Regions from separate parts of the Homo sapiens genome. Here region 1 is linked to region 2. The links are chromatin loops, found by intact Hi-C in ENCODE. Cell type or tissue: prostate gland. All regions are shown on one strand. Links, peaks and the distances in the headings refer to the core of each region. The heading gives the core; the rest is flanking DNA.

The links. Peaks named below come from ENCODE experiments on the same cell type or tissue, not always from the same donor. Only the 100,000 strongest peaks of a DNase experiment are listed, where the experiment ranks them.
Region 1: a loop joins it to region 2, with 3 times the contacts of the local background. A loop is called at or near these places in 2 of 110 quality-filtered maps.

The regions. Positions count from the first base shown.
Region 1 is chr20:19,997,819-20,010,482 of GRCh38, reverse strand. It overlaps RIN2 (Ras and Rab interactor 2), which reads right to left. Exons shown (of 13, transcript NM_018993.4): 13 at 8,027-9,870. The coding sequence ends at 9,547. Among named protein-coding and RNA genes, the nearest start is that of NAA20, 13 kb to the left of the region's middle. In prostate gland, for the core only: no CTCF peak of the experiment used is centred there; a DNase peak (open chromatin) is centred at 6,632; H3K27ac peaks cover 991 bases.
Region 2 is chr20:19,706,874-19,719,537 of GRCh38, reverse strand. It overlaps SLC24A3 (solute carrier family 24 member 3), which reads right to left. Exons shown (of 17, transcript NM_020689.4): 16 at 1,945-2,010. Among named protein-coding and RNA genes, the nearest start is that of RIN2, 45 kb to the left of the region's middle. RefSeq lists an enhancer at 7,735-8,235. In prostate gland, for the core only: no CTCF peak of the experiment used is centred there; a DNase peak (open chromatin) is centred at 6,677.

The DNA.
Region 1 (12,664 bases), core at 4,542-9,541, 290 kb before region 2:
GTAATAATCTATTTTCAGTTTTGCTAACTAGGATGTATAAGTTCATTCACCATTCAAATGTAAAACTACAGGTTTCTTTCTTTATTATTTTATTATTTATTTTTTTTCTTATTAAAACTACAGGTTTCAATTAAACAAGGCAGGCTGCATTACCTATCTTTCCCCTACCAATACCTCACTAAAATGAGAATTAAAGAAAATTTAAAAAGGAATTTTTAAAAGGGCATACATCCATAGGAACAAAAAGAATGGAAGAGGAGACAGCAGCCAATGGGAACTGGTAACAAAATTTTGCGGGCTTGAAAACTCAGCAGACAGGAGAAAGCTAGATGTTAACCAATGTCAGGCGGAAAAGCCAGCAGGAAGCAAGGCAATCGATTCCCTATGCAGCGTCTGAGCGGGCTCAGGAATGAGCTCTGGCAGGTGTGAGTGAAGGGAGAAGATGAGCGCCTCACTCCTGGAGAGACCCAGAAGCCATGTCCCTGAGCCGTCAGAGCACAGGCAGCGAAAAGTGACGTTGAGACACTGCATTGGAAATGGGAGGAGGTGAAAGCTGGCAGACGGAAAGCTGAAAACCCACAGGCTCCTTGCCTGCTTAGCTCCTAGAACGCTGGCAACAAAATTTAACCCCACTTTGCACCCGGCGCCCGTAGGATACTGGAGAATTTTCTTGTGGGGAAACCACCTGACCCAGGAGAAAAGCCCCACAGGCATTGACATATGACCAGGCTGCTACATGGTCACCCTAAGGAGAGGACCACCATACAAGAAGGTTCAATCCTCACCTTCCATGATATGGAATCAATTATTAATGTCTAATATTGAAAAAGAGGCCGGGCATGGTAGCTCACGCCTGTAATCCCAGCACTTTGGGAGGCAGAGGTGGGTGAATTACTTCAGGTCAGGAGTTCAAGACTAGCCTGGCCAACATGGTGAAACCCCTTCTCTACTAAAAATATAAAAATTAGCCGGGTGTGGTGGCACATGCCTGTAATCCCAGCTACTCAGGAGGCTGAGGCAGGAGAATTGCTTGAACCTGGGAGGTGGTTTGCAGTTAGCTGAGATCGTGCCGCTGCACTCCAGCCTGGGGGACAGAGTGAGACTCTGTCTCCAAAAAAAAAAAAAAGAAAGAAAGAAAAGAAAAAGAAACCAATAAGCAGCAGTATCAGCATCTTTTTAGAAGTATGGAGATAAATAATGAATACACAGCTGGAGACGTAGTTTAGGGGAGGAGATAACAGAAATGGGATTGGGAGGAGGCTCAGGGGCTGCTGCCTTCCATTGCAAGTCTTCCAATATTTGATTTTGAAAACCATGTATTGTGTTTATTCTTTTAAAATCCTCCTTCCCCTTGAAAAACATAAGGCAAAATCATGTGAGTAAACCAGTGTCATCTGGAAAAACAAATGAGGGCTCAGGATTGTCCACAATGGTTACCTGGAGAAATGAAAGAGTTCTGCGAAATTCACCATACTTTCCCTTTGAAATTGTCTGCTGGGGATTCCACAGGAGCTTTTTCCAGCGATGTTTTAAATCATCCACTCCTTGCTCACCGAAGAGGTTTTATTAAACACATCTTTGTTTTTCGAAGTTGGTGAGTAAAAGGGTCTTATGATTAGTAGATTCTCAGGGAATGAAATGCCTTTAAAAGGAAGTTGGCTGTTCTTCTTCTTCTTTTTTTTGAGACAGAGTTTCACTCTTGTTGCCCAGGCTGGAGTGCAACGACACAGTCTCGGCTCATCACAACCTTCCCTTCCTGGGTTCAAGCCATTCTCCTGCCTCAGCCTCCTGAGTAGCTGGGATTACAGGCGTGCGCCACCACACCTGGCTAATTTTGTATTTCTAGTAGAGATGGGGTTTCTCCATGTTGGTCAGGCTGGTCTCAAACTCCCGACCTCAGGTGATCTGCCCACCTCGGCCTCCCAAAGTGCTGGGATTACAGGCGTGAGCCACTGTGGCCGGACCAGCTGTTCTTTAAGAAAATAAAAAAGCTTATAAACTTCCCATGTCACATGCAGACAATGTGACTAATTGTGCAGACTACATGACGACATCCGTGCGTGCACACACATGCATGTGCAAGCAGCTGGCCCGGACAGAGAGATCCCCCTCCGCTGCTCCTGTTTGCCCTCATACAGATGTTGGAGGTGAGAGAAGCCACTCTCCAGCAAACTCAGCAAAATCATTAAGTTTGACTTCAGCAATCCCACCTAATTTTCAGAATCTTTTCCCCACGCCCTTCAAGCCCCTTTTCCCTGTCAAAGCAAGAAGAACATAATTGAATATATATAATGAGGTAAAAACTTGGTTCCTGACATTTGTTTGTTAAGCCTTTTGTCCATAATGTAGGTGATTTTAAATGAAGTTATGCCTTACTCTTAGCAAAACAATTATGAGCTATTTTCTTCTCCTTTCCTGCAGGGTTCTAAGAGCAGCACACCTCCTACATTTGTGTATTTGTATCAGCTGCACAAATGCCAAGGCCCCAAATATACCTTGAACTAATGCTTCTCAAGCCAACTCTAATGTGCTCGTGAATCTTGTTAAAATGCAGATTCTGATCCAGCAGGTCTGCCAGGGGTCTGAGATTCTCACAAACTCCCAAAAGATGTGATGCTTGATCCGTGGACTATGGTTTTCAAGGCAAAACCCTAAACTATCTGTTCAATGAGAGTTTGCAATTTGTCAGGTCTCATATTTTCATGTGCTAGCGAAAAATAGAAGCTTTGTGATGTCGTAGCTGCTTCACTTACGTATTTTTTTCTGATTGGTTAAAGAGTCTCTAGCATTTTATTGTTTTCTGTAGTTTTTCTTTCAGTAGATAATAGATGCATAAGTCTTTTCTGCATATGATCGTACATCAATAGGCTGCAGAGAAAAATGGGAGTGAGAAAGATAAAATGGACGGAAACTGCAATCTGGTAAATAAATGCATTCTCTCATAATTTGTAGAAGTGGTGAGAAATCGGAAGCACGCACATCAGAAATAAAAAGAATTAATCACGTCAACCTCTGTATTCTTCTTGGTAAAGCACCAAGTTTTAAACAATAGTCCTGTTAAATGATATAAATGGACATATAAATTCGTGAATATAATAAAGTAAAAGGGGAAAAAGGTGGAGGAAAGTGGTTAAAATAATCACTGACTATAATTATGCTTTTACTTAAATAATAATTCCTTTTTGGGAAATACTATTTTAGACTCTTGTGCAGGCAGAGATGGTTCCTCTTAGGATTTCGATCTGCCCGTGACTGGGAAGCTAGCAAGACGTCTTTGCAACCTCCCTTGCTCCCTTCTCCCTTCTTGGCGAAAGTCACCCCTGGCTATGGGCCCTGATGATGCTCTTGACCAGCATTGAATACTGGGGAAAATGAGCTACTCCCAACTCACACGCACACACCACCATCACCGCCATCACCACCGTCAGCAGTAACAACAATAAAGTTAGGCCAGGTGCGGTGGCTCACGCCTGTAATCCCAGCACTTTGGGAGGCCAAGGCGGGTGGATCACGAGGTCAGGAGATCGAGACCATCCTGGCTAACACGGTGAAACACCATCTCTACTAAAAATATAAAAAATTAGCCGGGCATGGTGGCGGGCACCTGCAGTCCCAGCTACTCAGGAGGCTGAGGCAGGAGAATGGCATGAACCTGGGAGGCGGAGCTTGCAGTGAGCCGAGATCGTGCCACTGCACTCCAGCCTGGGCGACAGAGTGAGACTCCGTCTCAAAAATAAATAAATAAATAAAATAAAATTAATGACTAGTATTCACTTTATGTTTGATCTTCCTACATTGAGCAACCCGCCCCAGTACATTTTTCTTAAACCTTTGATACCCATTACTGCCTTTCTTCTGTTTCACAAGAAACTTGCCAGCAGATAATAGCATGAATGGGTAAGCAGAAATAAGCAGTAGGGGTGAAATGCCAAAGCAGTCGATTATCTAATAATCATAATAAGTAACATTTAACAGTGCTTGTGGTGTGGTGCCTGGATGTTCTAAGCACTTTGCATGGATCAATTTATGTTTGCCTTACAGCAGTGCCTGAAGAGGCAAGATGCTATTTTCATCCTTGGCTAGTAATAGGTACATACGTTTGACAGGATGCATGTGTCTGTTCCTTTGTAGATGTAACCTGTGAATGTGTTTTATTTTATATACACATACCGTTTTTTTTTTTTTAACTTTTAAGATCATCCCTAGTTGATATGCTAGAACTGCACTCTCCAATATGGTAGCCACCAGCCACATGTGGCTATTGGTTATTTAAGACATGGCCAGTGTGAAATGAGATGTGCTGTAGGTGCAAAATGCACACAAGACTTTGAAGACAATATAAAAAATAAAAAAATGTAAAATGCCTCTTTAATATTTTTAATTGATTGGTTGTTGAAATATATTTGAGATATCATGAGCTAAATAAAATTACTAAAATTGATTCTACATATTTCTTCTTGATTTTTAAAAATGTGGCCACTAGTAAATGTAAAATTACCTATTATGTGGCTTGCTTCGTATTTCTACGGGATAGCACCAGGCTAGAAGTACATGTTCCATGGTCCTCTGCCAGCCAAATCAGGTTGAGAATGCATGCTTGGTTAGGTGTCAGTGGTCTTGGTTAGGCAAAGGTGTTACTTCTCGCAGGTGTGTTTTTATATTAAAATCCAGATTTTGATCTAAACTAGTAGTTTTCACAGCAGAAGCACCTTGGAAGTTTAAAATAAATATGGCTGGCTGGGTCGCCTCTGCAGAGATTCTGATGGTCTGGGCAGCTGGGGCATTGGGAGTTTTAAAAGGCTCCGGGTGACTTCAAGCTGACAGCCAAAGCTGAGAGCCACCTATTCAAATGGAACAACGGACACTGGGTCTTGGTGACAGATAGTGTGGGCGGGTAATGTTTGCAGTGGGGCCGGGTTCACACTTTTTGAGTCTCTGGTTGGAACTGAAGAAACAAACTGTGAAAAGGATCAGAGCCTGCTTTTTGGCAAGGAGGCTTGGAATAGAGTTAAGAGCACCCTCAAACCTACTACGTGAGGGAAAACCCAGCCCACAGAATCATGGTGGGGAAATGGGAAGAAAGGGAAGCAATGGAGCTAATTATGTGTAGTGATATTTCCCCCAGGAAACCGAAGGCTGGTTACAGAGGTGAAGGCCGTCTAGGAGCTCCTCCCTGGCCACCCGTGGTCCTCAGGTTCTGAGCCCCTCTCCACAGGTGGCAGGATCTGACCACCCCCGTTCCCCAGCAGTGAGAAATGAGGGCTGGCTGTAGTAGTTCTAATGTGTGCACTCAAAGGAAATACTCAGATTCATTAATGTAATGATAGTCTAAGTGTCTTACATGCAGCCTCAGAGTTCAGGCAAATTTTACTTTTAAATGGGAGAATTTATAGCAGACTCGAGATAAGAAACTCTGCCCCCATCTCCACCCCCAACCACCTCACTCCAACTGAAGCTTCTCCAGGGAGACTTCTGAGGGGAGGCCTTGGTTACACTTTCTCAGAAATTTGGGAAGCTGAGGGGGGTAGATCCCTTGAGTTCAGGAGTTTGAGACTAGCCTGGGCAACATAGTGAGACCTCACCTCTACAAAAAATAAACACAAATTAGCTGGGCATGGTGGTGCACACCTGTAGTCCTAGCTAGTCAGGAGGCCGAGGTAGGAGGATTGTGCTTGAGCCCAGGAGGTTGAGGCTGCAGTGAGCCGAGATAGCACCACTGCATTTCATTTCAGCCTGAGTGACAGTCACACCTTGTCTCAAAAAAAAAAAAAAAAAAAAAAAGGTTACATGCCCAGACCTTTCAGAATAATTATATATATTTTTAACTTCCCATACCTACATTTCTTCCAAAGCTAGTATTCATGGGGGAAAGGTTTGTGCCAACTGCCACCATTTTTGATGTTGGAGTAAAATCGATCTTTTTCTAATCAGAACCTGTTTCTTGAGACAAATGCCAGATGTTTTCCTCCTCCCTCCCTCTCTGCCTTCTTTTTTTTTCTTTTTTTTCTTTTTGAGACTGAGTCTTGCTCTATTGCCCAGGCTAGAGTGCAGTGTCCTCATCTCAGCTCTCTGCAACCTCCGCCTCCTGGCTTCAAGGGATTCTCCTGCCTCAGCTTCCCGAGTAGCTGGGATTACAGGTGCCTGCCACCATGCCCGGCTAATTTTTGTATTTTTAGTAGAGATGGGGTTTCACATGTTGGCCAGGCTAGTCTTGAACTCCTGACCTCAAGTGATTCACCCACCTTGGCCTCCCAAAGTACTGGGATTACAGGCATGAGCCACCGCGCCTGGCCCCTCTCTGCCTTCTTTCCTTCCTTTCCTTATCACGTATTTAGGATTTTGCAATGTTAGGCGATTTCTTTCCCATATTTCCAACTGAATTAGAGTTAACCAAATGACAAAAAGTACTTTTGGTCTCAAATTCACCATCATGAAAATGGGCCGAAAAAATGAGGACACTTAGAATTTTACTATCAGATACTGCCAGATGATTAAAATGCCTGTGTTCCACACACACTGTGCCCTTCGGAGTCCTTCTTGTGCTGTTTCTGTTTCTCTGAGACTGCTGGTAGGAGACCAGGAGTGACTAGGTGTGACCAGGCATGACGGCATGAGCAGGCGTTAAAGATTGGAGCGCTGCCTCATTTCAAGTCTCTTAAAGAAGATGAAGGTAACAGCTGCCCAATGAGGACGGAACCGCATTTGTGAATGGAAGCATTCATAGCTGGGTTTCCTGTCCTTTGTATTTTCTTATAGATCTGAAGTTGTAACCTCCACATAATATGAACTACTTCAACAGTTTCTATTTCTATTCTGTGTCCCGGGGGTGTGGGGGTGGTACTAGAGTGAAAGTATTTGGCAGCGCATGCAACATAAAAAAAAAAAAAAATCCCTTCCTTTGGCCGGCGTTCAACTTTTATAACATGTTTTTATTTTTACTTTTTTGTAGGGGGAAGACAGGGTTGCTCTGTCGTCCAGGCTGCAACGCAGTGGCGGGATCATAGCTCCCCGCACCCTCAAACTCCTGGGATCAAGCGATCCTCCCACCTCAGCTATAATGTATTTTTAAATTTGGAAATGCGTTCTCCTCTTCCTCCACCCAGCATGTATATTTTTACTCTCCTCTTATTCCCTCCAACCTTCACCCAAGTCTGTTTCCTGGCAATTTGAGAAGTGAGAAATGCCTGCGTGGGGGAAAAAGTGGAGGCACATGTTGTGTTGTAATTTTAACGGGGAAACATTGCCCAATGACAAAACCAGGGACCGTCTTGTGATGTTGCTTTCTGCCCACGCTACCTTTTCCTCTTCTGAGCCCGCTCTCGTCCCACCGAAGGCTGCAAGGCTGCCTCGCATCCAGAGGCTGTGACCTGCTTTAAATCAACAAAGCATGATGATCTTAGTTTGAAGAGTTGGGAGGACAACCATATGGATTGAGCTGTCATCTTTTGGTCCGTTGTAAATATCAAAAGCAGGCAGCCCATTCAATTCTCATTCTGATCTTTACGGATCTCTCCCACTGATGAGTTAGAAACCCTTCTAAACTCATGTTTTCCTTCCTTCAGCCAGCAAGGATTTATTGAGCACTTACTATTAATATATGCCAGGCACCCTTCCAAGCATGGGGAGTATGGCAGCGAGGAGTCCAAGCCTCTGCGCTATCAATTTTGCAACAGCACTGAACTGTCACCCAGGGCATTGCAGAGGTTACGTGAGGACAGGGTGGGGCTGTCTGCAGGACCCCAGCTAACTCCGGGTTCAAATTACCTGTGATTTGCTCTAAGTCCCACTGAGCCAAGTACAGCACTAGATAACAATGAAAACACTTTCAGGTGGGAGGATGATCTTTTCCTTCTGCTCCTTAACTTTTGCCCCATATCAGGAGGAGCTTCTGAGAAATGTGAGCTTTTCTGCTCACCCCCACGATACATTGTCTAACCACAAACCCTGGTTCGGATTTCATCTGTCCATGACACTGCGTGGTGCATGAATATATTCTTACTCTAAAGAAAAAAAAAAACAGCCAAAGGATATTTCAAAAATTATTTTCACACATGATTATCATACAGTATTACAATGTATTATGTGCAAAATTCCATTTAAAAAATCATTTACAAAAGTACAACACAGTATGTGCTGAGGGTTCTAGTTCAACAAAAGCCAAGGCTAAAAAAGGTACAAGGTACAAAGCCAACCAAATGAGATGACTATGCATCTTTACACAGTACAATAACATGTTTTTGTAACTACCTGTGTTACGTGGATACAAGACCCTCATAGTTTGTGCACCTGCAAACTGGTTTTATTTAACATAAGTTTAATTTCACTGCAGGTTCTGATAATGTAGATTGATTTTTTTGTGCATTTTCAAATTCTTCTCCATTATATAGCATCTTATTTAACTCAACAAAAGCCACATTATACATTACTTGGTTTCTGGTCCCAATAATTTGATGCTGTTAAGTTTTAATTTGTATGGAAAAGGGAGAAAAGTGTTCTTCTTGATTTTTATTTTCCTCAAGGGGCTTTCAAAATTGTTTCTACAAGCAAATCACACATGGAATAGATTTTGCCAAACCTCACTGCATATTTACAGTATTTTAAGCATAGGTGGTTCCTTCTATCTCTTTTTCTACATCTTTTGAAGAGCCTGAACCAGCAGACTGCACTCCTCAGTCCTTTGTTAGAGTTCATATTTCTCTCTCTACCTCTCTCTACATTCATTTCTCTCCTTATTCTCAGCATCATTTGTTTAAAAAACAAAACAGCAAAACACCACTAAACGTGAACAAGAGAACAGTACATCCGATTTCCAAAGGCATTCTGTGGCCAGTGTCAGGAATACGTTGCTTTAAGAAATCCAGCAGTCTCTCCCCACAAAGTTGCCAAAACATCCAGTTACAGAAGAGAGACTTTAAAAATGCAATACTCTCAAATCCAGCAAGAGATTTATTTTTGAATATTAAATGTTAAAATCACATGCATAATTATAGAATATTTTAAAGTTACAAAAATATTTTAAAACCAATCCTGACAGTTTACCTGCAACTGCTATAAAAATTTCTATGAAATATATAAAAACATGAAGGCTCTTTGTAAAAAAAAAAAAAAAAAAAAAAAAAAGGAAAAAGAAAGGAAGGAAGGCAGGGATGAAGCCATCCACAGGAGTGAGAATCACCTGACGCACTGCATCGCAAGCATCTGCTGTTGAATTCAAAAGAACTTGTATCTTAAGTGTTTCTTCTGCACATATACATACCTGTAAGCCAACCTAGAACCTGACTGGGGGTAGGTAGCAAACAATCTCAGGACACTTGAACCATCAGATGCAATTCTCCATTGCCAAAAGAGAATCCTACTGTTTCACAAACCTCAGCTACCTTGCGTGGCTAAAGTTGCCCTTGGCCGAGTTGGCCTGTGGATGGCTTAGTCACTACACTGAGGGGTCCCCGAGGAGGTGACTGCTTTTCAAGCTCAAGCATGTAGAAGCGGGAAGGCAAGGCTTCCAGCTCCCCTTTGGATGCACCACTGGGAAGTCCCGCCTGTCTTCTAGGAGGTGGTGAGGTCTTCTTCCCCGTTCTGGAAAATGATGCCATAAGGATCGTTCTTGATGCGTTTGTAGACAAAGTGGAAGATGTGGGGCTGTGGTCGGCTGTGCAGCTCCGCCTTGATTTTTTGAGGGTAAGTGTCCTCTGCCAGCTGCTGCCATGTCTCGTCAACGAAGAGAAAGAGGCTGTACTCCTCAGGGTCCCCCACCTTGAACTTCTCAGCGCAGATCTGACACACATCCTCAGTGGTGATGTAAGGTCTCACAAGGAGGGTCTTTCCTGTGCAACCACTGTTGACCTCCTGAAATGCAACTCGGAGGTAATTCTGCAGGTGGAAGAGGAATGTTGAGACAGTCAGAAGAGAAAACTAGATAGTGAGCATGATGGGGGACCAGGGGAGGGGGTAACTGTAAGCCATTTCCAGGCCCTTTCCTGTCATAATGTCCGATGTCAGGCCACGAGGCTTCGAATGGCAAGGAAAGAGGCTGATCTGACTTTGGACAGTGGCGAAGATGACTACATGATTCATTGCAACTGTAAGAAGCAGGAAGTCCATGCAGCCCTGGTTCTGATCTTTCCATTTCCCTCATAAGGTCTGGTTAAGAAACCCCTGCTTAAGAGTGTGAACCACATCCAATGCTGGGTTTATTCCCAGCTTGAAAACTAAACCAAATAGCACAAGAGTATGAAGGAAGTCAGCAGAAAGAGATTTAAAATATCTAGACACAAAAGCACGTACTGTGCTCACTTTTTGTTTTCTTCTTTTCATTTTAAGAGATGAGATCTCACTATATTCTCCAGGCTGGACTCATACCGCTGGGCTCAAGTGATCCTTCTGCCTCAGCCTCCTGAGTAGCTAGGTGTACAGGTGCATGCCACTGTACCTGGCTTGTGTTCACTTTTGACAAACTTTTTAAATAAATCCTAAGCAAGGGCAATCATTTAGGTTGAATCACACACACACAAAATGCGCTGACTTTTGACTATTTTTTATCTCCCCCAAATGGTGATTTCATGTAGTTCAATCTAATACAAGGCTCCTAGTGGCTCTGGGCACAATGTGGAAAAAGTCAGAAGGAGAAGAATGTTGATTTTGCCAAATACTTTGCAGATGGAGCTGATTACATGCAAGGTGGTGCTGCAGGGAATTAAACAAAGACGTTTGCAGGCTCAGGTGCTGCAATCATGCCAGGTACATGCTATCATGAAACATGTAAACCTGTGGCCTTACAAGATACAAAGCCCAGACCAGGCATAAAGAATCTTAAACTCACATCAGGCTCTCCTAGATTTTGTGACCCCAGATAACTTTGCTTCTGTTTCCTTAACAGTGGAGTTATCAGATGAAATCTAGAACAGCCAGTTAAATTTGAGTTTCAGCTAGAAAACAAATAGATTTTTTTCTGCTAAATCTGGCAACCCTGCTCAGCAGTGAAGGGAAGGAGGGCTCTCTGCCCAGGTGCCTGCAAGGTCACCACGAGGGTTTCCTGGGATAACAGAAGGGAAAGCTCTTGGGAAGGACAGTGAGCTCTGCACATGTAAGATATGTTTCATATCTGCTTCCAGTGGGGACTTTTGCTAGCCCAGTGACTTTGCAGGAGAGGTGAGCTAGTGGGAGGTGCCCAGATTGACAGTGACACTCTTTGAACCTTTTTTTTTAAGAGACAGGGTCTACATAATCCCTGTTTGACTAGTGCAGAAACTGAGGCACAGAGAGGCTACGTAACTTGCCCAAAGCCACACAGCTAGGACGTGGCAGATGCAGCCCCACCGCCTTTACCACCAAGACGTACTACCTCTTCCCATGTGAGAAGACCTCTGTGTCTGTGGCCTCTGATTTAGGGGTTCCAGATGGAGCTTTGGGTCTGAGGTTTTGCTTTGACCCCTGAGCCGAGTGCTGAACATTTCCTTCTTCGGTTACACTCTGAGAAGGCATGCACCTCCAAGGTGAGCAGGGTCAATGAGGGCAGGAGGGGACGGCTGCAGAAGAAGGCAGCTCTATGGTGTCTGAGGGTCTCCAGGTGAAGAGGTGGAGGAGGGTGTGTTGGCAGGTGGGGAAAGGAACAATGAACTTTTTTCACTTCCTCTGTTCTGCCCTAGGCAGCCCCTCCCTGGATGGCTATATGATGGCACCCCAGGGGTCTGCAGGCACTGAGTGGCACAGGGACCTTCTTAGTGCAACAGGGTGGGGAGAGTGCAGTGCGTGTATTCTCACTCTTTAGGTTTATGCGCTCCAGAAGGAATTTCTGAGCATACTGCAATCATGGAGAAGAATGAGCTGATCTTGGCTTTCAAAGATGGGCTTGCCTTTTTGTTTGTTTGTTTTTGATACAGGGTCTCATTCTGCTGCCCAGGCTGGAGTGCAGTGGTGTGATCATGGCTCACTGTAGCCTCAAACTCCTGGGCTCAACGGATCCTCCCACTTTAGCCTCCTGAGTAGCTGGGACTACAGGTGTGCACCACTACGCCTACCTAACTTGAAAATTTTTTGTTGTGGTTGTTTTGTCGAGATGGAGTCTCACTTTGTTGCCAAGGCTGGTCTCCAACTCCTGGCCTCAAGCGATCTTCCTGCCTTAGCCTCTAAGGTGCTGGGATTACAGGCATGAGCCACCTCATCTGACCCTCTATTTTCAGAGCTCTTATAAAAAAAAAAAATGGCCAGGCGCAGTGGCTCACGCCTGTAATCCCAGCACTTTGGGAAGCTGAGGCGGGTGGATCAGTTGAGGCCAGGAGTTTGAGTCCAGCCTGGCCACCACGGTGAAATCCCATCTCTACTAAAAATACAAAATAAATTAGCCAGGTGTGGTGGTGAGCACCTGTAGTCCCAGCTACTCCGGAGGCTGAGGCAGGAGAATCGTTTGAACCTGGGAGGTGGAGGTTGCAGTGAGCAGAGATCGTGCCACCACTGCACTCCAGCCTGGGTGACAGAGCGAGACTCTGTCTTAAGAAAAAAAAAAAAGCAGGTGAATCTGGATGTGTAGACAAATCTGTCTTGCTTTCCACATCCCTGCTTGGAAACTCATCATGGGGAACATAGAAACAAACCACAGGAAGGTTTTATCATTTAATTTAAAACCTTCAAAATATTATTTGCAGACATTTGCCAACTCACTCATTAT
Region 2 (12,664 bases), core at 4,650-9,649:
CTCACTTATCCCCACGGCACAGAGCTCCCAACCCCACCTCCCTGCCTTCTCTCCTGGCAGTGAGGTCAACTCCACCCTGCATGCCCCAGATCCCATCTCCCACCCTTCTTAAGGACCTGGTTCCAGCAACTCCCTCTCCTCTAGCACATGCCCCAACTCCATCCCTGGATTATTCTAATTGGCATACAAAGATTCTGTTATCTTATTCATCTTAAAATAACACTTTTTTTCCTGAATTTCCGTTTTTCTCCTTTCTTTACAGTCAGATAACATGAAAGAGTTGTGAATGTCTGCCCACGGTCTCCAATCTCTCTCCTTTCATTCTCTATTAACTTATTCCACTTGACTCCACAGCACTACCCTCTCATTAGCACCAATGGTTTTGCATTGCTAACTCCCATGGCCAATGCTCAGGGCTCCTCTCCCTGACTCAGCCAATAGCTCCCTCCACCTGGAAAACCCTCCAGCAGGTGGCTTCCAGGACCCTGCACTCTCGTGGTTTTATTCCCGCATCTCCAAACTGTTCCTTCTCTGTTTCTTTTGGTGTTTCTTCCTTATCATCCTGACCTGTAAGCATCAGACTGCCTCAACACTGAGATCTTGGGGCTCTTCTCTCTTTTGTGTACACTCATTCCCTTGGAGATCTCTCCCAACTGCAGGGCTTTAAATACCATCTACACTATGGTGTCTCTAGACTGAACATTTCTCGTGAACTCAGACTTATATTTCCAATGGCTTTCTTGACCTCTTCCTTTGGATGTCAAACAGGCATTGCAAACTTAAGATGTTTAAAATTGCTTTTCCTCCCCCAAACCTGCCTCTCTTCAGCATTTTGGTAACCTCATTTTGACAGCCCAGTTAGTGGTTAGCCAGGTCTCCTGTAGATGGTATAACTATAGCATAGCCTAAAAAGATGCACCGTAGCTATGATTGTGCACCCTGGTGTCAGATGCTTGTTCCTCCATTCACTTGGTGTCAATAAAAAGGAGTCAATTAGCTCCTCTAGGCCTCAGTCGCTCATTTGTATAATAGGTTGATCTTAGTGAACCTCATGGGGGGCATGATGAGCTCCAAATGGGAAGATATGTATACAAAACATTAAGTACGGCGTGTGGCTATTACAAATATCACCACTCCAAGTCATAGCAGAACTGCAGGACCTCCTAAACCATAAGAGCATGAATGATGTCGATTTGCACTTTTGTATAAGGCAGTATTAGCTTTGGTGAAATCTTGACATTCAATTCACACCCTGATCCTGTAAACTACTTATTTTGCTTCCTGCCTGTCCTTCTGAATTCCCATTCTCTGGCATATTTATGCTAACAACATGCCAGGTGTAACTCAATGACTATTTCCTTGAATAATTAAGGAAAAAACATATTGTGTCTCAATGCTGCTTAATGCCAACAGCATATTTGTATGTTAATGGATGCTTCATGTGGATGAGTCCATGCGTTGGTGTGAACTTGTTCCAAACACAACAGTTGAGTTGGGAATATTAAAGTACGCAAGTGGGCGTAATGGCTGAGAGAGTGGAATGGCCTCAAAATGTACTGTCAATAAAATATATTTTTAGTTTCCAAGTATTAGTCAAATTCATGGATTCGTATGGGAACCTGGAACAATCAATGAATTGGAATCTACCTTTCCATGACTCATATTGCAGACAAAGTGGGATCTTCTCTTTGTGTTTGGGAAAATGGTTTGCTTTCTATGTAAGATAGGGCCATGCCTTTGAGAGGAAGGCTGGCTTCTTTCAGAAAGGGAGAAGGTGTTCTAGTGGGTTGCTAGGACTCACTTCTAGAAGAAAGAGCCAGGAGATGGGACAAGGAGGTTGCTTGTACCCAGTCACCAGGAGACCAAGCTCATCTGGTCTCCAAAGAAACCAAGGGGAGGAAAGAACAGGCAAACACAAGTACGAGGAGAGAGCTGCCAACCTACCGTGACAAAAACAGAGGCCAGGAGCAAGCCTACGGAGTAGATCAGCCCCCTGCTATTCAGCCGGATCTGTAAGAGAGGGTTAGAGTTAGGCTTCTGACAAGCTAGGCTTCCAAAGCAGAGTTAGGCTTTGGAAAAGGCATCTGCCTACGCAACTCTGAGTAGCAGTGATTCCACATCTCCCCTCTAGAATGAAAAAGCAACAGCTTCAGCAGCCAGCTCCACAGCTTATACTTGAGACGTGTGCTGTTCTGGAAACCCAAGGCTTGTCTTTGTCTTGTCCACTCTCAGTCCCATCCTGGCCTTACCCTCAATAGCAGGCCCCTGGCTGGAGTGCCCCACGGCCACCTGAACCCTCTATCTGGGACTGTGAGATTCTTGTGGCCCACAACACATCCCTGTCCACGTGTTCCTTTACCTCTGGGGAACTTTTACTTTCTCAAACCCGTACTGCTTTTAGGATGAATTTCATGACATGGGCAATGGAAAAATATGAATAAACTTTTCATCTCTTTTGCACCAAAATGTCTCTGTCCTTCCCCTAACTTGATGGGAAGAAGTGGAGGAGGGTTGCTGTTGTGAGCAAACAAAACAGAAGAAAAAGTTAAAATTCCATTTCTGATGTTAGTAAAGGGATTTTTGGAGGTTTGTTTTTTGCAGAATGGGGATAACAGCCAATGAAGAGAAAAAGAGAAGCATATTTGGAGTTCCTTCTTTTTTTTTGAGACAGGGTTTCACTCTGTTACCCAGGCTGGGGTGCAGTGGTGTGATCTTGGCTCACTATAGCCTCAACCTCCCAGCCACAAGTGATCCTCCCACCTCAGCCTCCTGAGGACTACAGGCACACACCATCACACCTGGCTGATTTTTGATTTTTTGTAGAGACTAGGTCTCACTACGTTGCCCGGGCTGGTCTTGAACTCCTGGAAGCAAGTGATCCTCCCAGCTCGGCCACCCAAAGTGCTCATTACAAGCAGCCCAACATGCTCTCAAAGTGGCTCATTACAAGCATGAGACACTGCACCCAGCCTTGGAGTTTCTATAGAATAGCACTGATGAGCAGAACTTTCTGTGGTGATGGAAAAGTTCTATATCTGTGCTCTCCAACATGGTAGCCATTAGGTACAGGTGGCTGTTGGGCATTTGAAATGTGTCTCATGCAACTGAAAAAAAAAGAAACAGTTTTAATCTCATCTTTAACCAAATTTACATTTAAAGAGCCACATGTGGTTGTGGCTATAATATCAAGCAGAGCAGGTAGAGAGTACTGGGGTGCTGACTTGGCTGACAAAGGCCAAATAGTTTCTTTCATGATGTAGAGAAGACACTGCTTCTGCCTTTGACCAAAGTCATGAGGCCGGCTGCCCCAAAATAGAAGAGATTCCTTAGAGCAGTGGTTCTCAGAGGGTGGTTTTGGGGCCAGCAGCGGCAGCAGCTCTCGGGAACTTGTTAGAAATGCAGGATCTCAGGCCCCACCCAGAACTCCTGAATCAGAAACCCTGGGGCAGGGCCCAAGAATCTGTGCTTTAACTCCAGGTGATTCTGATGCACAGGAAAGTTTAAGAACCACTGATTTAGAGAAAGCATAAAGCTCAGATCCACTTCTGTTCTCCAAGGGTTCTGTGGAAGGGATCTTGACATTCATTTTTCACATGTTTTCTTGGAAATGCTTGTGTGCATTCAGGTTTGAGGACTACAGACCCCAACCAATGTACACTCTCCTGCAGGGAGTGAAAAGCTTCTCTACGTTCTTGGGAAGGGAAAGTGAGGCTGGTTGATTTGTGCATTGTTTCTGTTAGACAACTAAGTGGTAATTATCGAGTAGGAGTGGTTCTGGGCCCTTCTGACAGGGTTTAAGGTACCTCTTGGCATGACTGCACCAGTTCACTACTGGAGTGTGCATATGGGAAGGAGTCTCCATAGGTGGGTGTGTCAGGTTTATTTTCTGACAGGACAGAAAATAGGGACACCATACGCCCTAAACAGCCAACCCTTTCTGTGAAGATGTGACTTAATGATGTCCTGTCACAGAGGGATTGAGCTGGACTCTTTCTCTCGTGACTTGCAATCCCTGTGAGTCAACCATTTGCTGGCCCCCAGCTGGAACATGCTTCCCTGCCACCAAATGCCTTCCCGAGAATAAAGGAAGACTCAAGTCATATCTCTGTGACACTAGAGCAATGGCTTAACCTGGTTAATTCAGTGTGGAAAAATGGCAGATCGGCCCCGTCGCAGTCCAGCTGGTGGCTTAACTTCATGCACACACTCAACCTGACTGCGGATAGACTTTCCTACTTTCATCAGCTGGGTTGGTATAAAGAGGCCAGCATACAAGACTGCATCGCAAATGGGTTGTACTGAAGATTTTCTTCCTCCAAATATTCTGTCCACACTGACTATGATAATCCCCTGTGTTCTGGTCAATGTTGAATGGGAGAGATGGGCTCCTCAGAGCAAGATGGCAACCCCTAGGAGAGAGGAAGAGGCTCTTGGAGCTATCCTCAGTCACCCTTGGGTAGATGTGAAACTGTAGATAAACACTCAGGAATCCTTTTGAGCTCTTAACTTTCAGCACTGCGCATACAGATATCTTCTAAGAGGGGCAATGCATTTCCAGCACAGCTTGCCCTCTGAGCTCCAGGGTCAAACCCTTGTCAGCAACAAGAACTTAGTAAAGTGATTTCATGCCCTTAAGAAACCAAGAGCCAGTGACAGCAAAGCTCCTAGCAGGAAAATTCCCTTTGGCCAAACATTTTCAAAAGGAATCCTGTTAAACCAAAGCTTTTGAACTTTACTCTTCCTATGTTCACATGAAATCTCGAAGAACAGTGTGGCTGAAATTCTAAATCTGGTTCCAGAGGCCAAAGGCAACTCACTCTTTTGTGGAGTTGCTGTGTTTTTAACTTCTCACCTTTTTCTCTATGGCCTTCCTTTGGTCATGAACTACTACACACACCCAGGGGTGTATTTTTGTGTTTTCATTGTTAGAGACCTGGGCTCTCAAAGCCTGTATTTACTCCTTGCTGTCTGACCCTTGTACTTCCACCAGGATGTGACAGGCAGGAATGAGGGCTCCTTCAGCTGCCTTCTGGCCCAGCTCAAACATCTCCCAGCTGCTGCAGCTATGGATGGTTTGGGGCAGGAGTCATTGCCATTGCCTCTTTTTGTTGTTTTTTTTTTTTTTTTTTTTTAGAGACTGGGTCTCATTGTGTTGTCCAGGCTGGAGTGCAGAGGTGAAATCATAGCTCACTGTAGCTTTGAACTCCTGTGCCCAAGTGATCCTCCTGCCTTAGCCTCCCAAGTAGCTGGGACTATAGGCACACACCACTATGCCTAGCTAATTTGTTGTTGTTGTTTGTAAAGATAGGATCTTGCTATGTTGCTCAGGCTGGTCTCAAACTCCTGGCCTCAAGCAATCCTCCAGCATTGGCCTCCCAAAGTGCTGGAATTACAAGCATGAGCCACGGCATCTGGCTCCAGCCTGTCTTTGTAAATAAAATTTTATTGGAACTCAGTTCATTCATTTATGTATCATCAATGGCTATTTTCACACGACAGCAGCTGAGCTGAGTGGTTTTGATGGAGACAGCATGATCCACAGGGCTTAAAATATTTCCTCTCTGGCCCCTTGTAGAAAATGTTTGCAACCCTCTGGTTTAAGGCATGGACTCCAGAGCTAACTTCCTGGGTTTTGAATCTCTTCTTGGTCATTCACTTGCTGTATCATCATGGATGGGTAACTGAACTTCTCTAAGCCTCAGTTTTTCAAAGTGTAAAATGGGGATAATACAGTTCCTGCTTTGTTGGTGCTTATGAGGTTGAACTGAATTAATCCACGTTAAAACTGTTGAACAGGGCCTGGTGTGTAATACCTTCTGAATAATTGGGGGCTGGGTCCACTTCCTTGCACCCGAGGCTGCTTCTTTTCTAAACCTATCACTGAACAATAGCTTACTAGATTACAGACACCGCAAGGGTAGGAACCACGTCTGACTTTACCCTCCACCTGGCAGAGGGCTGGGCACAGACCACGTGCTTAAAACGTAACTGATGAATGAATAAGGCATGTCCATGAAGTCTCATTTGGAATATGCATTATAAGGAGGCCAGTGTTCTGTGGGGCAGCAGGGACTGGTCAGAGTGAGGTTGGAAGCAGAGAGACCCCGGATGCCACTCCCTGGATAATGTTCCAGAAGCAATGTGGTCTCTGCCCAATGTACTCTCTCTCCCTTCCCCACTTTACTTAAATTATTTTGAGTCTATGTAGTGTTTTTAAACCCAGCATGCTGCTATGGAAGTTTTCAAGCATTCAGGAAAGTTGGAAGAATTATACCATCTTATTTTTTTAAGAGCAGGGCATGTCCACGTGTGCTTGTGGGAACTTCAAAGTAAACTGCAGAGACCAGGCCATTTCACCCCTCAGCACTCCTGCCTGCATCTCATTAAGTAGAGTTCATTCACAATTCATGGGTCTTTTATTCTTAGATGCCATTTTACATGGTAAAATTCCCACCACAAAATTGTACCATTCAACAGGTTCTGAGAAATGCATACACCCATGTAACTCAAACTCTACCATGGCTCAGAACACTTCTGTCATTCCAGAAAGTTCTCAGGTGCCCTTCTGTAAGCCTTGCCTGAGGCAGGCACTGCCCTGTTTCTCTACCACAAGGCAGTTCAGCCTGTCCTAGAGCTTCATAGCAATGGAATCCTGCAGCGTGTACTCTTTTATATCCGCATCATTTTTAAAGACTCCTTCAATGTTTTCATTGCATCAACAGCTCATTTATTTTTACAGCAGTGTAAATATGCCACGGTGTGTTTAATTATGCTCCTGTTGATGGACATCTGGGCCACTTCCAGTTTTGGGCTATTAATGTGTATTACTTTTATAATTCAAAAGCAAAATGAAAAGAGGCCTGTAGGGCTCCTCCTTCCTGACAGGCTAGCCATTAATGAAGATCGAGGAGGGCCAGGAGCTCTGCTAAGGACCTCATGTCACTGTCTCATATCCTAGCACCCCTTCTCTGTAGTCAGCACCTTAAGCACACTCCTGTGCCCTCTTTGAGACTTTCGGTCTAGCTAGGTGGGGGTCTCACCTCCTTCCCACCTCTACTCTGCCCATCCTGCCATAAGTCCTTTTGCCTCTTCCAAGTTCACTATTGTCCCTATGGTGCTGATGTCGTCCTGCTTGTGCTTGGGTTGGGGCATGTTCTTACCAGAACAGCAGGTCCAAATGCTCAGAGGGCAGATGCCTGGCTCGTGAGTTTTTCCTCACTCTAGCACCTAATTCCCTCACCCCTCCAGTCCCTGGCTCCACATACTGTATGTTTAAATGAGCATCTGGGCCAGGCGTGGTGACTTATGCCTGCAATTCTAGCACTTTGGGAAGGTGATGTAGGTGGGTTGCCTGAATCTAGGAGTTAAAGACCAGCCTGGGCAACATAGTGAGACCTCAACTCTACAAAAAATAAAAATAAAAATTAGCCAGTTCTGTTGGAGTGTCTCTATAGTCCCAGCTACTTGAAAGGGTGAGGTGGGAGGATCACTTGAGCTGGGAAGGTCGAGGCTACAGTGAGCTGTGATCCCACCACTGCACTCCAGCCTGGGTGGCAGAGCAAAACCCTACCCCAAACAAACAAACAAAATGAGCATCTGCGGCCAGGCGCGGTAGCTCACACCTGTAACCCTAGCACTTTGGGAGGCCAAAGCGGGCAGATCACGAGGTCAAGAGATCAAGACCATCCTGGCCAACATGGTGAAAACCTGTCTCTACTCAAAACACAAAAATTAGCTGGGCATGGCGATGCGTACCTGTAGTTCCAGCTACTTGGGAGGCTGAAGCAGGAGAATTGCTTGAACCTTGGAAGCGGAGGTTGCAGTGAGCTGAGATCAAGCCACTGCACTCCAGCCTGGCGACAGAGTGAAACTCTTGTCGAAAAAAAAAAAAGAAAAAAGCATCTGCTGGTGATTCTGAGCATGGGTGTGTGTGTTTGTGTGCATGTGTTTGCATGTGAGCATGCACGTGTGTGCGTTTGCCTGCATGTTTGCATGTTTGCATGCATGTGTGTGTTTGCCTGCATGTTTGCATGCACGTGTGTGCATTTGCCTGCATGTGTTTGCATTTGTGCATGTGTGTGTGTGCACGCGTTTGCCTGCATGTGTTTGCATGTGTGTGTGCATTTGCCTGTGTGTTTGCATGTGTGGATATGTGTGCGTTTGCTTGCATGTGTGCATGCATGTGTGTGGTATGTTTGCACGTGTGCATGCATGTGTGTGCGTTTGTATGTGTGCATGTGTGTGCGTGTTTGCATGCATATGTTTGCATGTGTGCATGTGTGTGTGCACATTTGCCTGCGTGTGTCTGCATGTGTGTGTGCGTTTGCCTGCATGTTTGCATGTGTGGATGCGTGTGTGTGTACGTTTGCCTGCATGTTTGCATGTGTGGATGTGTGTGTGTGTGTTTGCCTGCATGTGTCTGCCTGTGTGCATGTGTTTATGTGCCTTTGTCTGTGTGTGTCTGCATGTGTGCATGCATGTGCATACTGGGAGGCAGTGAGACTGCATGTGCATACTGGGAGGCAGTGAGACTGCATAGCAAAGGGCAAGAGTGGAGAGTTGATTGGGAGACAGGCCATGGTGAGGGTTGGCTTTAAGCCGATCTCCGCAAGTAACAAAGCAAGAGGGAACCAAATTGCTTTTTAATTGAGGCATAATTTGCATAGAGTAAAATGCACAGATCTTAAGTGTTCTTACTACTGGATGAGTTTTGACAAATACCTATACTCATGTAATCCACACTTCAACAAAAATAAAAAACATTTTCATCATCCCAGTAACTTTCCCTGAAGGCAGTAAAACACTTTCTTGAGGCATGCTAAGCCAAATGATATCACCAAACCCTTCTCATCCGTGAATGACCTTTGGACAGGCCTGCACAGTGTTGAACTAGATCATCTCCCTCCTCCCTGCCTCAAAGACGCAAGGAACATTAAGTGCCAATGCAGAAAATCTTCAAGGCAATGCTGATCTGAGAGCATGTGAGGCACATCTCAGATTGTTCAGTCCTGACATTTAATGCTGTTTTCATTTCTTGCCTTAAGAAGCATGCATTTTCATTCTCTAATTCCCTCTTGGCAGTTGTTGTGGAGGAAACAGGAGGGTGGCTAGTTCCAAAGTCAACAGGGATTTAGCCCACAGTGCATGTATATTTTTTAGTACGGATGCAGACACAGATACTCATTCATACCAAGTTTCATGCATACTTGCTGCTCATAAAACAGTTCTTTGAACCCTATTACCTTTGGAGAGCCAACACCCCCACCCTAAAAGATTCTGATTTCCCTAATACTACAGTTTAAAATCTCTCTCTAGTTTGTGGTCAGCTTGACCCAACCAACAAATTCCTTTAGGAAAAATAAGAAGCCCCTGGATTTTTGCTAATTTATTTCTAACTTGGAACATATGTGGCATGTCATTTCACATTTTCTTATTTGGGTAGTTTTACACTTGTTTGGGTGTAGTTTCCAAATGGATGTTCCCAGCTGTGGCTTTACATTGTAAAATATCACTGGGTGGCAATCTCTTTGTTTGAACAATTAAATGAGGTAAGACAGTGACCCAGCCCACAGAAAAGAAGCAATTTAATGACAGTTGCATCCCTAAGTCCTTTAGTCATTTAGTACAATAGTGCATTTAGTTCTGGTGGCCACTCATGAAATATGCAAAGTGGGTTTTGTTCTCCCCATTTGAAAGATGAGACAACTGAGGCTCAGAGAGGTTAAACCACTTAGTCAAGTTTACGAAGCTGGTGAGGGGTCAGGTCTGCATTTAGAGTTGGACTTTGGACCCTAAATTCTCACTTTTTGTTGTACTCTGCCAGGCACAGCAGAAAGCCAGGGTAAAGCCTCCCTTTACCCTCTAAGAACCCTCAGAAGTGCATCTGGACCTTTCCTGCCTAGCACTTTTTTTTTCTGAGATGGAGTCTTGCTGTGTCACCCAGGCTGGAGTGCAGTGGCATGATCTCAGTTCACTGCGACTTCCACCTCCTGGGTTCAAGTGATTCTCCTGCCTCAGCCTCCCGAGTAGCTGGGACTATAGGTGTGTGCCACCACGCTCGGCTAATTTTTGTGTTTTTAGTAGGGACAGGGTTTCACCATGTCTGCCTACCATGTTTGTAAGAGTCCTGAATGAACTTTAAGAATCACAGATGCCCCTGCAGCAGCTGCCAGCAGTACTCACCCACATCCCCCCATCTCCCTGAGGTGCTATTTTGGTGGGTGCCAGCTGCCTCCCAACAGCCATTCCTGCCTCGTTGCCTTAGGACTTTCTCCTAAACCAAAGAAGTGCCAAGAAATGAACAATTCTAGAAGCTGTTCTCCACCAGTGACTCTGAGGAGTGGGTGAATAAACCCCCCAGCTCCCTTGCCCCTCGGATGGAGTCATTCTGAGACAGAGGCTGTCCTCTGTTTCCCAGAGCTCCCACTATGGGAGTCAGCCCTGATTGCCCACTGTGGTAATAGTCTTGCTAGCACAGCCGCTGTGGGCTGCCTTCCCTCCTTCTTCCTCTCCACTCTCATACTGCTCCCCCTCAATAAACTCTTCACCCTGGATCCTCCTCTTAGAAATGAATAGTTTCTGAGGGACCTAAACTGTGATGAACAGAGAGACTGATTCAGCTTTCCAGGTAAGCCCTTCCACAGTAGGATCTGGAAGAACCCTTCCTTCCCTCAGGCATCACCTAATTTTCCTAACATAGAGCCTGAAACACAATGGTCAAGATCAAGGGGATTGGGTGGTGATACTTTTGCTCCCAGGAGCTCTGTTTGAATAACCTTGAGAAGCCTCGTTCATTAAGACATCACCACATTATCCCCAAGTTACCTATCTAGGTCCTGTGGGGATAGTTTGTAGGAGACCCTAGCAGTGGTCTTCTGACACGGTCCTGTTTCCGTGGTGTAAATACTGCCATCATGGCTGATTTCAAGCTACCAACGTGGCATCGCCAGAGGAAGCTATGAAGAGCTGCACATGATAGCTTCTCTGGAGGCTATATGAGTTGGCTCCAGCACCCTACTGTCCCTGGGGGCGTGGGAAGGAATTTGCAGAAAAGGGAAGACTGGTTCTAGCAGAGGGAGCAGTGTCCTGGTGCTGGGAGCCTGAATTCGGAATGGTTGCCATACAAGGTGAGAATGAAAGACGTGGGAGACATCAAGAACTGATGGGTTCATTGATTCATTCCACAGAAAGCCCTCTGCTAGGTGTTAAGGAGCACAAGTTGAGTAAGATACAGTTTCTGCCCTCAGGGAGTTAAGGGGGAGGCATACACATCATAGAATATACCCCCATGCTGTCATACAGGTACTAAATTTGGCTGAGGGTAGGCTTCTTGGAGGAGGTGATGGTTGGTTGAAAGCGCTGGCCTTAGAAGAAGGACCTTGGACAAGGTCTGATATACTTGGCTGCTCCAACATCCTTGTAACTTTCTTCTGGCTGTGTGGCCCCCTTTCTTCTGATTCTCCCTGTCCCTGGCTGGCCCTTCCTCAGTCTCCTTCAGTGAATGTTTGTTTCTTCCCCCATCCAACATCACGACATGTTCTAGGCCCTCTCCTCTATCTACACTTACCTTCTTACGTTGTTACTTGCAGTTAATGCTCTTGACTCCCGAATTCATATCTGCAACCAAGACCTTGCCTCTGAACTTCAGACCTATCATTTCCACTACCTACTTAATATCTCCATTCAGGTGACCCGCAAACATATCAAACTTTATTTGTCCTAAATGGAACATTTGGTATGTCATCTTAAATGTGTTCCTCATCTCCCAGCTTGTCTCCCCATCTCCATGAATGGCATCACAATACACTTAGTTGCCCAAGCAAAGAATCACATGTTACTTATGATTATTCTCCTTCTCATTCTCTCCATACAACTGTCAGAAAATCTTATTAATTCTTCCTTAAAAAGAATCTCTTTTTGTCATCAGCTCCTTGACCTGTCTCCCCTCATCCACTCTTGCCTCCTATGCATTTAGAAAGAGCATCCAGTGTAATCTTAAAATGTAAAGTGAATCATGCCATTGCCTTGCTAAAATCCTCAATCGTAGTTATAATAACACCTGAAAAGTTTGCAATAGCTTACAAAATCCTTGCCTTTCCCGACTTACTTCCGCATGAACAGCTGTTTAGGGGCTAAAGTTAAACTAATTGCCAGGTCCTGTTATTTTTTTCTGTAGTCTCTTGCTTAGCTTTCCACTGATCTCCAGTTTTACCGCTACTGTGGAGGCAGAGTGAACTGCTGGTCTCACCTCCTCTCCCTGTAATAGGTTTTATGTCCACACACTTTCCATAGCCTCATGGTGGGTGGATGCATTTTTCTGCTTCCTGATTTGGGGCTTGGCTGTGTGATACTCTTTGGCCAATGGTGTTAGCTGACCTGATATGAGCCTGAATCCATAATGTGTTTCCGAAGCTGGGTGCGTCTTCTTGTGCTCTTGCTTTGAGAAGAGCAAAACATGATGTGTCTTCTTTGAGACACATCATGAGAAGACTGTGTCTTGAGAAGCCAGTGGTCCAAAGAGAATGAGAGGCACATGGAGCAGACTCATATGAAGCCTGCAGCCAAGCCCAGAGCAGCCACACACTTGTCAGCCACAAAGGTATGACTGAGATATATACGCTAATGGATGCATGCCTTTTGTTACTTAGCATTAGGGTAACCATAG